Linked DNA regions of Homo sapiens: regions 1 and 2 are each linked to region 3. The links are chromatin loops, found by intact Hi-C in ENCODE. Cell type or tissue: heart right ventricle. All regions are shown on one strand. Each heading gives the region's core, and the rest is flanking DNA. Links, peaks and the distances in the headings are about the cores only. Region 1 overlaps AGMO (alkylglycerol monooxygenase). Region 2 overlaps AGMO (alkylglycerol monooxygenase). Region 3 has its middle 140 kb from the start of CRPPA-AS1.

Region 1 (4,745 bases), core at 1,249-3,748, 750 kb after region 3:
TCAGAAAGAGGGAATTTCTTACAATTAACACAGCTCCTATGGGAAGAATCTCCTTTTCTTGCTTTTCAATCACAAGACTCCTTCCTTACTTAGCCTCAATTATTCATTGTTTAAGAAATCAGGCTGGGCGTGGTGGCTCACGCCTGTAATCCCAGCACTTTGAGAGGCCGAGGTGGGCCCATCACCTGAGGTCAGGAGTTCAAGACCAGCCTGGCCAACATGGAGAAAACCCATCTCTACTAAAAATACAAAACTAGCCGGGTGTGGTGGCACACACCTGCAATCCCAGCTACTTGGGAGGCTGAGGCAGGAGAATCACTTGAACCTGAGAGGCTGAGGTTGCAGTGAGACAAAATTGTGCCATTGTACTCCAGCTTGGGCGACAGTGAGACTTTGGAAAAAAAATAAAAAAGAAAAGAAGGAAGGAAGGACTCAGTGTATTGACCAGGCACAGTGTCTCATACCTGCAATCCCAGCACTTTGGGAGGCTGATGGGGGAAGATCGCTTGAGCCTAGAAGTTCATGACAAGCTCAGGCAACATAGTGAGACCCTGTCTCAACCAAAAAAAAATTTTTTTTTTTAAATTAGCCCGGCAACATGGCATACACCTGTAGTCCCCAGCTACCCAGGAGGCTGAGGTGGGAGCATCACCTGAGGCTGGTAGGTCAAAGCTGCAATGAGCTGTGATGGCAACACTATAGCCACTGCCCTCTAGCCTGGCAGCCTGGGTGACAGAGTGAGACCTTGTCTCAAAAAAAAAAAAAAAAAAAAAAAAAGAAAGAAATCAGTTTATCATTTTTTCATGAAAACCTCTCTTTCTCTCCCCCTCAGGGCTTAATTACATATACCCTCAACGTAAATAACCTTCCTATATAGTCTCCCATTGTCGTTTATAGTTCCCATATCACTGTGCTATAGTAGTCTCTTTTCTAATCTCCTTTTCTCATTAAACTCCTAAATTTCTCAGTTGTCTAATATTTATGGATGTGTGGTCCTAATTTGGTGGCTGATGCATTCTAGGTGTTGAACAAATGATCTTTGCATGTGAGTGAATGAAGCTCCAGAAAGATGTCTGAGACTCAGCCCCAGTCATTCCTACACTTGCTGCTTTTCTTTTTTGTATCCGGTTCCAAGCATGCCTTTTGGTAGCTGATTAATTTGCCATATCCCAAGATGTTTGGTCTTCTCCAACACTTATTTCTTTTTCTTCATGGAAACCTAGCCCCAAGCATTTTCTATTTTTAGCTGTCTTTCCACTAAATGCAAATATAAACTAGAAAATATCAAATAGAGGTGTAGTAGATGAGTCCAAAAACATTTCTTCCAAAGAACAGCAAGTTGAAAACCGAGCCAGGTTATGATGCCTGTTCTGGGAACGTAATTAGACCTACTCTTAAGCTCAGAGGGTCACTCATTGCACAAAGGCTTCGTAACACAATATGGGATTCAAATCTCTGCCTTCACAAAATTACAAATATTATATGTTATGAACTTTCAGCATTGATCAAAAACAGAACAATTTACATTAAGACAAAAAATGCCAAATTCTAGCCTCTGGAAAATGGCAAACTTTGCAGCAGCTTATAAAACTTTACTGTCTTGGTTCTGGATCTCTAGTTTGGTAATCTTTTCCAAGATAATTTCTGGAAGTTTAATTATTAATGGCAGAGGGCACCAAATCTCTGTTTTTGTTTTTTTCTTTTTCGCTATGCCTTTTGTACATAGACTTCCCAGAGGCCTAAAGATGAAACAAAATGAATGGTATCTGTTTGTACCAAGTTAGCCATTTGTATTTTTGAAGCTTATATCCATTTCATAGGTATTATGGTATAATTCTGCCATGGGGAGAGAAAGCCACTTCTTCATGTGAAATTACTGTAAGCACACGTAAGAGAAATATATGGTCAACACCAAGAATGAATATTTCATTAATCAGTGGGTTCAGAAAAGAGTAAGGCAAGAGGAGCTGGAATAACCTTAAGAGCATTAGTAAGCATCCTTGAGAGGCCTTCCCAAAATAGGTAGAATGCGAAGAGGCAGGCACAAAAGTTAAGAGGTCTGTGTATTTTATGTGATGGAAGATCTGTATTCAGGAGGGAGGATTCTAAAGAGAAGTCATGTTCACTTTTCATCAATTTACATTTTGCCAAGACGCTATATTCTAAAAAACACCTATCATCCCTTACCCCTTTCAGGTTAAACTGATTATATGTCATTTTCAGTAAGTAATCAAATACAGCCAAATGTAAACACAGTGGGAGTTTTGCCATATAGATGCCTGGGCTCCATCTAGTGGTAAAAGTTAACTGTAAGTTTTATCATTTTCCTTAACCCCCCCTTTAATTCAAATGTATTTAATAAATAGAATGTGTGTCTTGAGGAGATCATAAATTAAGTTTTATATTTTTTCTAAGAGTAATATCCCAGTTTAAAAAAAACCTGTATCTATTATTTAATTTAGCACTGCTTCTAATGAGAATATTTCCTCTGCTTTATAAAACTTGGCTTAGTTACTGCAGTGACTGCTCATTTATAAACTTTTTTTATTCTTTGGTTTGTTTCTTCCTCTTGCTCTCCCTCTCCTCCTCCTCCTCCGTCTTCTTCCTCTTCTTTTTGTCATTAAAGGGGACAGAAACAAATTGCGAACAACCAAGTCAAGATGTCATAAATTGCTATAGTAAAATGTTGTATAAAAGCAAAAATAATAAAACTTCCTATTAAGATAATCCTAATGAAAAATTAATATACAGGGTTCAAAAATAATTGGATGACAAAATTTGGATGACTCAAAAGTAAAATGTGAGCTGATAAGGTACAATGCTATATTTTCAGTTTAAGCATTTTGCTTTTTACATGACATTTCTTTTAAAGTTTTGAGTTATTTTTTCTGTTTCAACCATTTTCCTTTTTGATTGTTTATATTTTAAAGGCCTGATGTGCTGTTGAAATAGAGTCCTTTTGTATGTGTGCATGTATAGGTGTGTAATGTTTTATTCTTCACCAGTTAGCTTGGATGTAAATTTTGTGAGAGAAGTTTGTTTAAAAAACAACGGAAAATAATTAAAAATAAGCTTTTTAAGGTTAATCTTAATCTGACATGCCCTTGAACGCTCACTGATTAAATAATTGCAGATAATATTATGTATTAAATTTTACAAATAAAATTATTAAATGTAGAAATGCTAATATATAATTATTTAGATATGTGTGAAAGTACATATTTGATATAGTGAATACTATTTATTAGCCTTTAATGCCTTCCAAGTAAAGTCACGATGCAGATATATAATGCAAGTTAATTTGGATATATAATTTAAACATGACTGCATGAAACTAAATCTATCTATCCAGTATATATTTCTCAAAACGTGAAATTAAAATCAGGTATAATAAACAAAGTTCTTTTTATTCAAATGTTACTTACCAATAAGAAACAATTACAGGGCTTCCTGAGGGGTTTTCAAAGCATGTTAAAAATGTTAGGTATTTGAATTTTTTAAACTCAAAAATTTTTTTTTAATTTTTAATTTTACTTTGGTTTGGAGTGGCCTACAGAGATTCACTAGAGCTGGGGTCCCCAACTCCCCAACCACGGACTGGTTGGTGGCCTATTAGGAACCGGACCACACAGCAGGAGGTGAGCAGCAGGCAAATAAGCATTACTGCCTGGGCTCTGCCTCCTGTCAGATCAGTGGTGACATTAGATTCTCATGGGAGCTCGAACTCTATTGTGAAATGCACATCAGAGGGATCTAGATTGCGCAGTCCTTGTGAGAATCTAATGCCTGATGATCTGAGGTGGAACAGTTTCTTCCTGAAACCGTATCTTCTCCCCGACACCGCCCCCCACCATCTGTGGGAAAATTGCCTTCCATGAAACATGTTCCTGGTGTCAAAAAGGTTGGGGGCCACTACATTAGAGGACAGACCTCAGGAGTGAGGGAGATGAGGGGGAGAAGAAAGGCAAAACCCTGGGGCCTCTGGCCATGTAGGGGTCTGAAGCCAGAGAAAAAAAGAAATCAAGAAGGCACTTCAGGACATCTAAATAAGAACAAGAAACCAAAGCTTATAAAGAAAATGCCTTGAGAGATCCTACTGTAATAGTAGGAATAACCCAAGATGGGCGCTTTAAAAGATAGAACATCAGCAACTAGGAGAGCTGACCTTGGGATCTGGAACTTACAGGATTGGGAGACAAACACGTGGGGACAGGGTTGCCTGATACCAACGTCTAAAAGTCTGAGATACTGATGCAGTTTTCTGTCTCAACTATGGCACACACCATTATTATTACTGCCTCTTTGTGAAAGTGAGTGAGCAGAGCCTGGTCTGAAGGCCAGTTTGTATTAGCTGAGTGTTGGGTTGCTGCGCTGGAGTAATACTGATGATTGTCTGATGGAAACATTGGCTTAAAGTAGTCTTATTTTTACTACGCTTGTATCTCTAATACATTGTTACAGCAACATATGGTAGTATATAGAACAATTACATAAATATGCACTTTAATACAAATTACAGTTTTAAAGAAAGCCACAGTTTCAAAATAGAAATGTCTGCGGCAAGCTTGAGTTTTAAATGTGGCTTACTCTGAGGTAGTAGCAAGAACATTGACGTTTCAAACCCTTGCTTGCAGTTAAAACAAGCTGAAAGCAAAGAAACACAGATTTGGCAACATCTCGTGTCTGTTTTGATAATTTCACAATTTAAAAATGATTAGAAAGTCATGAAATCATCTAGCACAATA
Region 2 (4,745 bases), core at 1,465-3,964, 770 kb after region 3:
CTTAGGAAACTAGGTGAGAGCTGGAGGTGTAAATTTGAGTGTCAGTTTGAAGATAGTAATTGAAACTATATGCATAGAAGCAATCACCTTGGGAAATGTTTTATTGTTCCTTGCTTTAATACAATTATATGATTAGGTAATTATAGTGTCCTTCTTATAGGCTTCATAAGAAAAAAAAAACTAGTATACTTTACTGATTTATTTCAGAACATCCTTACTAGTTTTAAAACAAATCAACTAGAGTCCTGTTCTTTTAGAGTTTAATTGATTAGCCCATCTAAATAAAGTTTTATTCACCACTGGCACTGTCACTTTTAGATTAAATATTTTGAACTATATTTATAAGTAATGGTAAATGCCTATTTTAACTTTTTACCATGTGATAAAATTGGTGATTCAAGGTTTCTTCCAAATAGATGGGCTTGGCTTTTGAAGACAAGTCATGTCAAACAAGGATTCCCACGTTTTATGGCCGCAGAACAGTCTGTCATAAGGGAATATAAATTATGTCCTCACCTCTCACAAGACTGTTAACAACTAGATAACTAGACTGGATAATAAGATATTGTAATATATGAATGTCATCATCATTACTAGTAGATTTGTCCTATTAGTGATGGGTGAACTGCAAAATTACAAATGGAAACTTATTTTTTGGAATCACTTTATAATTATTTCGTTTTTGAATAATTTTAAGTGTAGATCTTTGTACAACTTTCTATATTAAAATTCACCAAAATTCAGTATGCTTTAATGATTATTTCTCATGATTGTAACGTATGCATTTAATATTGCAAACTATTTTATACAAAGAGTTCATTACCTCTGTTATGATTATAACTTATTGTAATAATATTTTATACACTAACTGAATAATTTATGTTTCTCCAACAGCCCTTTCCAATGTGGCATACTTAGCATAATAAAGTAGAAATCTTAGTTTAGGGACATATTCCTCAGCCTATAAGAACTAGTACAATCTAAAATAGTAGGTGAAAACTTAAATTGTGCTAATTCTAAACATTAAAATCTAACTATTTGAAGCATTAACAATCCTTAATAGTGCCATAAACCATATTAACTTTTTAGCAAGGTAACACAAATTGCCATATTTTGTAATGCTTTTTTTTTTTTACACAGTCATATTCTGTTATAAGTGAAATTGGGCTCCAGGCCAAGGAGAACTTTGGAGAACTTTTAAGTTTGAGTGACTGTCTCACAGCTGGAAACCACCCCAAAGTGCATTGATTGCAGAAGAATATGTTTCCTATTATCCAGTTCTCTACCAAACTATTTTTTTGTAGCTTGAAAATAATAAAGATTTTGTAAGCCCCAAGGGGTCTTTTTGATCCATGAATGAAGTTACCCTGGATTCATATAACTAAAATCTGACTTCCTTTCAGCCATTGAAATTCAAAACCCTTTCCATTTATTAGTATGAAATAAAAAAAGACCTTCAAAAATGTCAAAACGTTGCATTTAATGAAGTCAATGTCAGTGCATGTCAAAGTTTTGATTCCATTTAAGATGAGTACAATGTGATGTGAAAGGAAATGTAAAGTGAGTAATGGCAGTCGGTTAATTAAAGTAGATATTGAAGGATGCAATCTGTTAGCCTTTAAATTATTCTTTAAAGTTTTTCTTAATCAAAAGATACACTTTTTATAGTTACCATAAAATTTATGTTAGTCATATTTAAATGTTTAGAATTTATGAATTACCAGAAAAAAATAAGATACTTGATTTTTTGGTTGCTTTAAAATTTTGTTATCTGGAATTTTAAAATGAAATCAGTCTTTAAAAAAAGATTTGTTCTTTTAGGTTCGTTCATGTACCCATAGTGCCATTTTACTAATGATTCATTACACATTCTTAGTGCCTTTCTGGAGGAAAAACAAGTACAGTTCACAGAATCTTCCGTATGATTTCTCTAGAATTCTAGTCTTCATTTATAATGACACAGTAGAAACCGAGTTGCTTATATAACTATAGTACCCTAGTAAATTAGTTGCATGTCTACAGTAAAATCCAGATCTTCTTTACAAATTCTAGATCAGATATACAGCCAAATCATATAAATATATATATAGGAATGTAATTTTGAAGTAATTTCTGTCAGAGTAAAATTATAAATTGTTACTCATATTTAATATAACCATTCGACTCACAGGAAGTAACTACAGAAAACACAAGGTTTAAAAACTGGCACAAAAACTCATTTTGCCAGGTGAAAAGAAATTGATGCAACATGTTGAACTTTGATCATTCATGTTTCACCAGTGAACCCAGATGCACGGAAAATACTTTACTCAAATTGCTCACAATAAGTGCCAATCCTCATTTTTCCATATCAAGGAGAGATGGGGATATGGAAAAATATACAAAATTGGCAGATAATCTTCAAACCTTATTTTAGGCAATATTTTTCACTTCCTGTCCTATCAAACTTTTTTTTTTTTTTTTTTAACCAGATTGCCTGACAAGGTTGCCTTGTCCTTGCCCCTGCCTGCCCTCTGGTGGAGAATAGCAGGATGGTAAAAGGAAAATAAGGAGAAAATCCATGGTGAGATGATGAATAAGTACCTAAGATAGGTGCTACCACAAGTTACTGGATAATCACTTCTAGTAACACTTTTATTTATATATTTCAAATATAACTATATATTCTTAATATTAAGTTTGATTTTAACTACTCAATGTCAACTAGCTCATCCTGCTTTGAGATGGCAGGAGGGAAACCCTGGGGGAAGGGGGAAGCAAGAGAAAATTTTTATCCAGTGTGCTCTCCAAGATTTAACTAAATCATTTGTTATAGTTGACTTTCTTCTTAAACATTGTGTGTAACTGAAAGAATAATAATAATGCCTCAGATTTTCATGAGAATATATGATGGTGGGCTTAGAGGAAGGCTTATCATTTTCCAGTTCTGTATTTTTTAGTTGACAATTTACTAGTAATTTCATCTCCATTCATGCAGACAACATCCTATAAAATAAATATGTCGGTTTATTTGAGTTCATTGGACTGTTGACAAATCATGGCCCTATAAAGTACGAATCAGGGACTTTTGAAACAGATAAACCGAACCCTTGACTCATAACGAAACTGAATAAATAAGATTTTTATTACAAATAACTTGACAAACCCAAATCTTTCCACTTTATCTTCCTTATATTTCTGTAATAAAACTGATGTAACAAACCCTAAATCACCACCATTTAGTAATAGCAAAATTGAAAACTCAAAAATTTTCAGTTTTCTTTATACCAACAGATTTGAGATTGTACCCAAAATTTCTGTCCTGGTTTGGCCTTGAATTTCAATCCAATTCTTCCCTTCCACAGCTGTTTGCTGGGTACGCTGTTATTAAATAATGGGGCTCTGTGGAGAAGACCTCAAGGGAGTTGAGGGGATCGAGAGAGCTGGAGAAGAGAAAGGGATGAAAGAGACTTTAAAAGATGAAACAAATGTTAGGAGTTTATGTAGGTCAAGACATTTAAAGTTAACTTTCATTTGTATTGTAATGGGGGAATTTTCCAGCTATTAATATTTTGAGCAGAGAGCCCACTTATTTCATAGAATAAAAAATTAAGAGGATGCCGTCAAGCATTGCATAAAGGCATTGACGTGGCATTGTTATATGTAAAAGGACTGAAAATTGAACTAACACAAGTTTGTTATTTTAGACTTGGGCCTCTAGGAGTTCATGGAAAATCGTATTGGATATTTTGAGCTATTAGAGATATACCCACAGACCTATTCTCTTCCAGGTCTATATCATGATTTTAACGATAAAAGTTTAAGAGATTATCAGAGAAAGAATTGATCCTCACAATTAAACACAGCAACAAGAATATATGTGTATGTGCTGTGTGTGGGGGTAAACATACAAGAGTATACATACATGTATTTCCTTGTATCTTTCTTTTCTACCAAACATTTCTAAAGTCAGGGCTAACTTAATATTTCATTTTTCCATAGCTTGTATCAAGTTCCCCATGCTCCACTTCCTTCTTCTGCTTTTTAGCACCTTCATATTCCTCACATTCTTTTATGGCAGAGCACAACTCTCTCACTTTTTCTAACAAGAAACACACATTGCAGTTAAACAGCCGAGGTCATCCCCATGCTCGCGTCACAGGTCAAGCAAGATCACTTACATTTTTTAGGGGGTCATTTCTTCTCACTGGGTGGGATATGACCTTGTTCCTGTTTCCAGAAAAGAAACCACCCCAGATGTTCACCACCCCTTCTCTCTCTTTTTTTTTTCTGTTTTTCCATTCTCTTCCTTGTTTGATGCCAAATACACAATTAGACATTCATCTTGCTAGTATTTTTCTATGTTAAAAAAGATCTTTATTTTTACCTAATGTATCTTAAATACAAAAATAAGCCAAAAATACAGAAAATCTGACATTTAATTAAAATTTAGGGGATAGATACTATTTTATAATTTGAATGTACCATTCTGAAAACTCCTTGGTATTTTCAGCATATTATAAAGTCACTATTAAGATACATTTCTCTCTGCATCTGTGCCGCCATCTTAATATCATCTGTGGGCTGCACTTTTTTTTCAAAACCATCTGCATTTTGAGCTGTCTTTTGAGAAATGGCTGTAAGAATACAATTAATTCTGTTCTCCCTGTGTGGATTGTTCCTCCTGGGTTTTCATTGACCATCCCAGACATTCAGCTTTCAAGATCCTTTAGATTTACTCACTGAATACAACCAAGTTTGCAGTG
Region 3 (4,745 bases), core at 914-3,413:
TGTTCTGCCTGCCAAGATTTCCCCACTGTCACACACCACAAGGCTTGTCCAGGATCACATGGATCTCCGTACATTTTCTGACTCCCTCTTCCCACAAAAACACTTCTTTCAGCAGCAGATAATCCAAAAGACAATAATTGTCATATGGTACAAATGGGAATTAATACATGTTGGCAAGCCCAAGCATTCATTCTGGGGCTTCATCTTCATCAACAATAAGCATGGCTTAAGTATCAACTTAGTTGTAGGTTCTGTGCCAACTCAGAGAGACAGGAAGATTTTTTCTGCTCAAAGGGTATATAATATAATGGTAGGAATTTGAGGAAAAAAAGTCTTTATCCTATTTTTCAGCTTTTTTGAGGTATAAATGACAGAAGTTGTATATATTGAAAGTGTACAGTGTGATGTTTTGAGATACATTGTGAAATGATTACTGTAATCAAGTTAATATCTGTATCAGCTCAGAAATTTACCTTTTGTGTGTATGGTAAGAAGACTTAAGATCTACTCACTTAGCAAATATTAAGTATATATTAGGTTGGTGCAAAAGTAAGATTAGTAACAATATTATTAACTACAGTCAGCACAGTGTACATTAGGCCTCCAGAAATACTCATAACTGCAAGTTTGTGACTTTTGACTAATGTATCCTTGTCCCCACCCCTGCCTGACCACTGGTAACCACTCATCTACTCTGTTTCTATGAGTTAAACTTTTTTTTTTTAGTTCCATATATAAGTAAGATCATGCAGTATTTTTCTTTCCATTTCTGGCTTATTTCACTTAGTATAATGTCCTCCAGGTCCATCCACATTGTCACAGATGGCAGGATTTCCTTCTTTTTGAAGGATGAATAATATTCCATTGTATACACATACCATATTGTCTTCATTCATTGATGGACACAGGTTATTTACATATCTTGGCTATTGTGAATAACACTGTAATGAACATGGGAGTACATATGATACTTCAAGGTGGAGATTTTATTGCCTTTGGATATATACCCAGAGTGGGATTGCTAGATTATATGATAGTTCTATTTTTAATTTTTTGAGGAACCTCCAGTTATGAACCCTTTTATTTTTATTTTTTTGAGACAGAGTCTTGCTCTGTTGTGCAGACTGGAGTGCAGTGGCGCAATCTGGGCTCACTGCAACCTCAGCGTCCCGGGTTCAAGCAATTCTCATGCCTGAGTTCCCCCGAGTAGCTGGGGCTACAAGTGTGTGCCACCACACCTGGCTAATTTTTGTATTTTTGGTAGAGATGCGGTTTCTCTGTGTTAGCCAGGCTGGTCTTGAACTCCTGGCCTCAAGATGATCCGCCCACCTTGGTCTCCCAAAGTGCTAGGATTACAGGTGTGAGCCACTATGCCTGGTAGTATGAACCCTTTTAAATTGGGAAGATGAATTCGACCATCTGGTGAGATAGACATACCTTGAGTCACTTTACTCTGACAAAATCTTGCTGTTTTTTACACATATTTTTGCTTCACCCTTTGAGCGGTGAGTCTTCTGAGGCCTTTTAGGCTTCACACAGGGCTCTCCTGCTGCTGTGGGCTAGCAAAAATAATAAGTTGCTCGAGATCTTCCATGAAATAGAAATTAATTATATAGTTTCATACAAAGAGAAAAACATTTTAAAATTTGAATTAAACATTGTTGGGGCATATTTTCTACGCTCAAACTAGTGTCTATGGGATTCAACACGCAGTTTTGGTTGTGATTGGCAATGGCATATATAATGGCAAAGAATATAACCATTTGATGTTTCTAATTTCATGGATTATTAATAATGCATTCTTATTTTGTTACCCCTGCCTGAAACAACCTATTTTAAAATGGCTTCTTAATGTTACTGATTTTCACATTTTTAGTAGCTACTCTCGTTCTGAGATATTTTAAAAATATACCATGAGGATTGGCAGAATGGGAAAGAGAGTATACTCTTCCCAGTTTCTTCATGAGGCCCAAGAATTACATGGTACAAAGAGTGGAATTTGGATTTATTATAGACGTAATTTCCTAACAATACTTATATTAAGATAGAAACGGTAGCTTTCCTGAGGGAACGACACTTAGGCAAATCATAAGCTGATTTACTCTAGAATTTCTCCATCACAGGGTAACCTGCAAAGAACCTTCCCATTCAGGAGGGTGAGAATCATGAAACTCAAAATGCACTGGCGCCTGCAGGGAGGTTGCTGAACTTTCCATTTAAAAAATGCCCACTAGAGGGAGTATAACATCATAAATTCCTTTTGCTTGTTGCCTTGCTTCTGGTAAACTGGCAGGAAAGCAAGATTCGAGTGCAAATATCTAGAATCTTTTATATTCTAACTTTTTCTCATTCACATTTTATTAAATATTCTGATGAGCAAAGAAAAACTGACAGGAAAAATTAGTATATACTATGTAACATTAATATGTTTATATGTGAAAATTCAGAATTTAAAATCATTGTCTCGAAATGAAATATAGATTATTTGCATCTAACAATGTAAAGCATCTTGGAGTAGGAGAACGCTTCATCAAATTATGGGGGGTTTGTTGTTGTTTTTATTTGCCATGGATATGATTAAAATATTTACCTGTTAGTCTGTCATTTTCTGTTACAGTGTTCCCAGATAAACTTTTTTACTGGGCAACTGTTTTGTTTACATAGTAGCAAAATCAAATGTTTAATTCTCAAGTTTAAAGCAACAATCTGCTACCTGCCTTAGGAAAAATAACAGTTAGTATTTCTCAAGAGTAAAAGCACTTCTCCTAGAATGAATGGCCTGTATTTTAACTTTTTTTTGTATTTTCATTAAATATTTTATATGTTTTTCCTGGTTTCCGTAAATTGAAATACGGTCAAATTCTAACATAAGACTCCAAGTTCGATTTTGGATTGCACTTTTTGTGTTTGATCATTTGGAGATAAACTAAAAATAATTTCTATAATTCATTCTGAAACATTGAGCAATGAAACAGCATTTTCAAAGTTCGAAAGGAAAGTCTTTATGAAAAATCGAGATGCTATTAGCTCCTTATATATTAAAGTACATTTTAAATTTGAATTTACATAATTTTCAGCAAGGAAAAAAGCACATGTATGGTTATTTCAAATTTATTTTTAATGAAAAAACTTAATTTCTTATGATCTTAGCTGTTTGAAAACCATTTCTAACTGATTTCTTTTTTTAGTTACCTATTGTTATTATCAGTGGCCACAAGAGTTTTTCACTAACTCCTCCAGTTACTGAATATTGCTTCTTCTATTTAAATGAAAACATTTTTGTTCTCTTTTCCATTGCAATAACACACACACACACACACACACACACACACAGACACACACACACACCTTTGCAATTGATGTGTCAACAGGGAAACAACAAAGTTATTTTGATTGTACATTGCCGTTTAATAAGTGACTTGGGATATGGCTGCTCTTCACATACTTTTTTTACATCTGCCTCTCCTTTCCTGAATGATTTTAGGACTAGGTCGGCTCCTTCGTTACTCCCCTTTGTAAGTAAAACCATACCTCCAACCTACCTCAAAAGCCAGGCTTACCCGTCACATTTTATTTTACTTATGTTTAGAAAAGTTCAGTATGAAATTAGCACATATTGGTTGTAGATAAATAAAAACATGTAAATTGTACTGAAGGATAACGATTAAAAGGTAAACAAATATTTTTTCTCCTTCCCTTTGACCTTGCTGTTCTCTGTGCAGGTTGAAATCTCTTCCAATATTTTCTAGCACATGCAATCCTGTATATAAACAGGTTATTATATATGCATATTTCCTTAATTTTTTTATAAAAATTGGGTCATATGAAAAATATTCTTCAGTGGCTTGACTGTATTTTTAAGATGTTTCCGTGTCAGTACTTACAGAAGTACTTCATTTTTATGGTTGCATAAAATCCTATCTTTTATTCAGACTCCAGACTTCTATTAATATATATTAAAATTGTTTCCAGTATTTCATTATATCAAATAGTGCTGCAGTGTAGAAACTTGAATAAACACCTTTGGATTTTGTGCTTTTTCTACATTTTTATAAATAAAATCTGACAGATATTGAAAACACAGCTGGCTTGTTATTATTTAGATTTTATTCATGGCCTGACTACCTCCACAAAGCTTTTAAGATGTCTGTGTTTTATGTTGTTCAGTGTCTCTGAAAGATATTTACTTTTATCAAGAAAACATGTTGGTTGCCAACAATCAGATTTCAAAACAAAAAAATGCTAATTTCTCTAAGTGCATCTTTACTAGAAAGTGAAAGAATTATTTGTCTCGATAATTCAGGTGGAAAACTCTTACATAAAAGATTGGAGGGAAAAAGTTCCCTTGCTGAATTAACCAGAATCACTGTGACTTTAGATCAGGTTGATGGAATATGAGGTTAACTATTGGATGTTAATATTTTTGTATATGGCAAGCATTGAGTGGTTAGGTAAAAATGCAGTAGGCACATACTCTGGAGTATTCTGGAGTAATTAAAAGCAACAAATGACATGTAGACAAAATAACACGCATATATTATAAGAACACTGTTGAGAGCTTAAAAGTAACAATGAATAACAATCTGTATGAATCAATAAGCTTCATTGATTATTAGGTTATAAATCAGTGCACTTTACACTAAAATACAAAATGCTACATATTCTATAAGAATTCATAGAAATTCAATGATATCAAATACAGTAGCATGGTTCTGGAAGGGAAAGCGAATGGGGATTGGGGAATA

What was found. Hi-C counts contacts between places; a loop is a spot of excess contacts. Peaks named below come from ENCODE experiments on the same cell type or tissue, not always from the same donor. Only the 100,000 strongest peaks of a DNase experiment are listed, where the experiment ranks them.
Region 1: it touches region 3 in a loop (14-fold over the local background); 50 of 110 quality-filtered maps call a loop at or near these places.
Region 2: it touches region 3 in a loop (4-fold over the local background); 57 of 110 quality-filtered maps call a loop at or near these places.

Annotation. Positions count from the first base shown.
Region 1 is chr7:15,323,773-15,328,517 of GRCh38, reverse strand. All of the region lies in intron 12 of AGMO (alkylglycerol monooxygenase), which reads left to right. Among named protein-coding and RNA genes, the nearest start is that of AGMO, 240 kb to the left of the region's middle. In heart right ventricle, for the core only: a CTCF peak has its summit at 2,293 (motif pointing left); no DNase peak of the experiment used is centred there.
Region 2 is chr7:15,302,961-15,307,705 of GRCh38, reverse strand. All of the region lies in intron 12 of AGMO (alkylglycerol monooxygenase), which reads left to right. The region is part of intron 1 of LOC124901592 (a long non-coding RNA gene); the gene reads right to left. Among named protein-coding and RNA genes, the nearest start is that of AGMO, 260 kb to the left of the region's middle. In heart right ventricle, for the core only: a CTCF peak has its summit at 2,510 (motif pointing left); a DNase peak (open chromatin) is centred at 2,501.
Region 3 is chr7:16,068,927-16,073,671 of GRCh38, reverse strand. No RefSeq gene overlaps it. Among named protein-coding and RNA genes, the nearest start is that of CRPPA-AS1, 140 kb to the left of the region's middle. In heart right ventricle, for the core only: a CTCF peak has its summit at 2,229 (motif pointing right); no DNase peak of the experiment used is centred there; H3K4me3 peaks cover 1,179 bases; H3K27ac peaks cover 1,094 bases.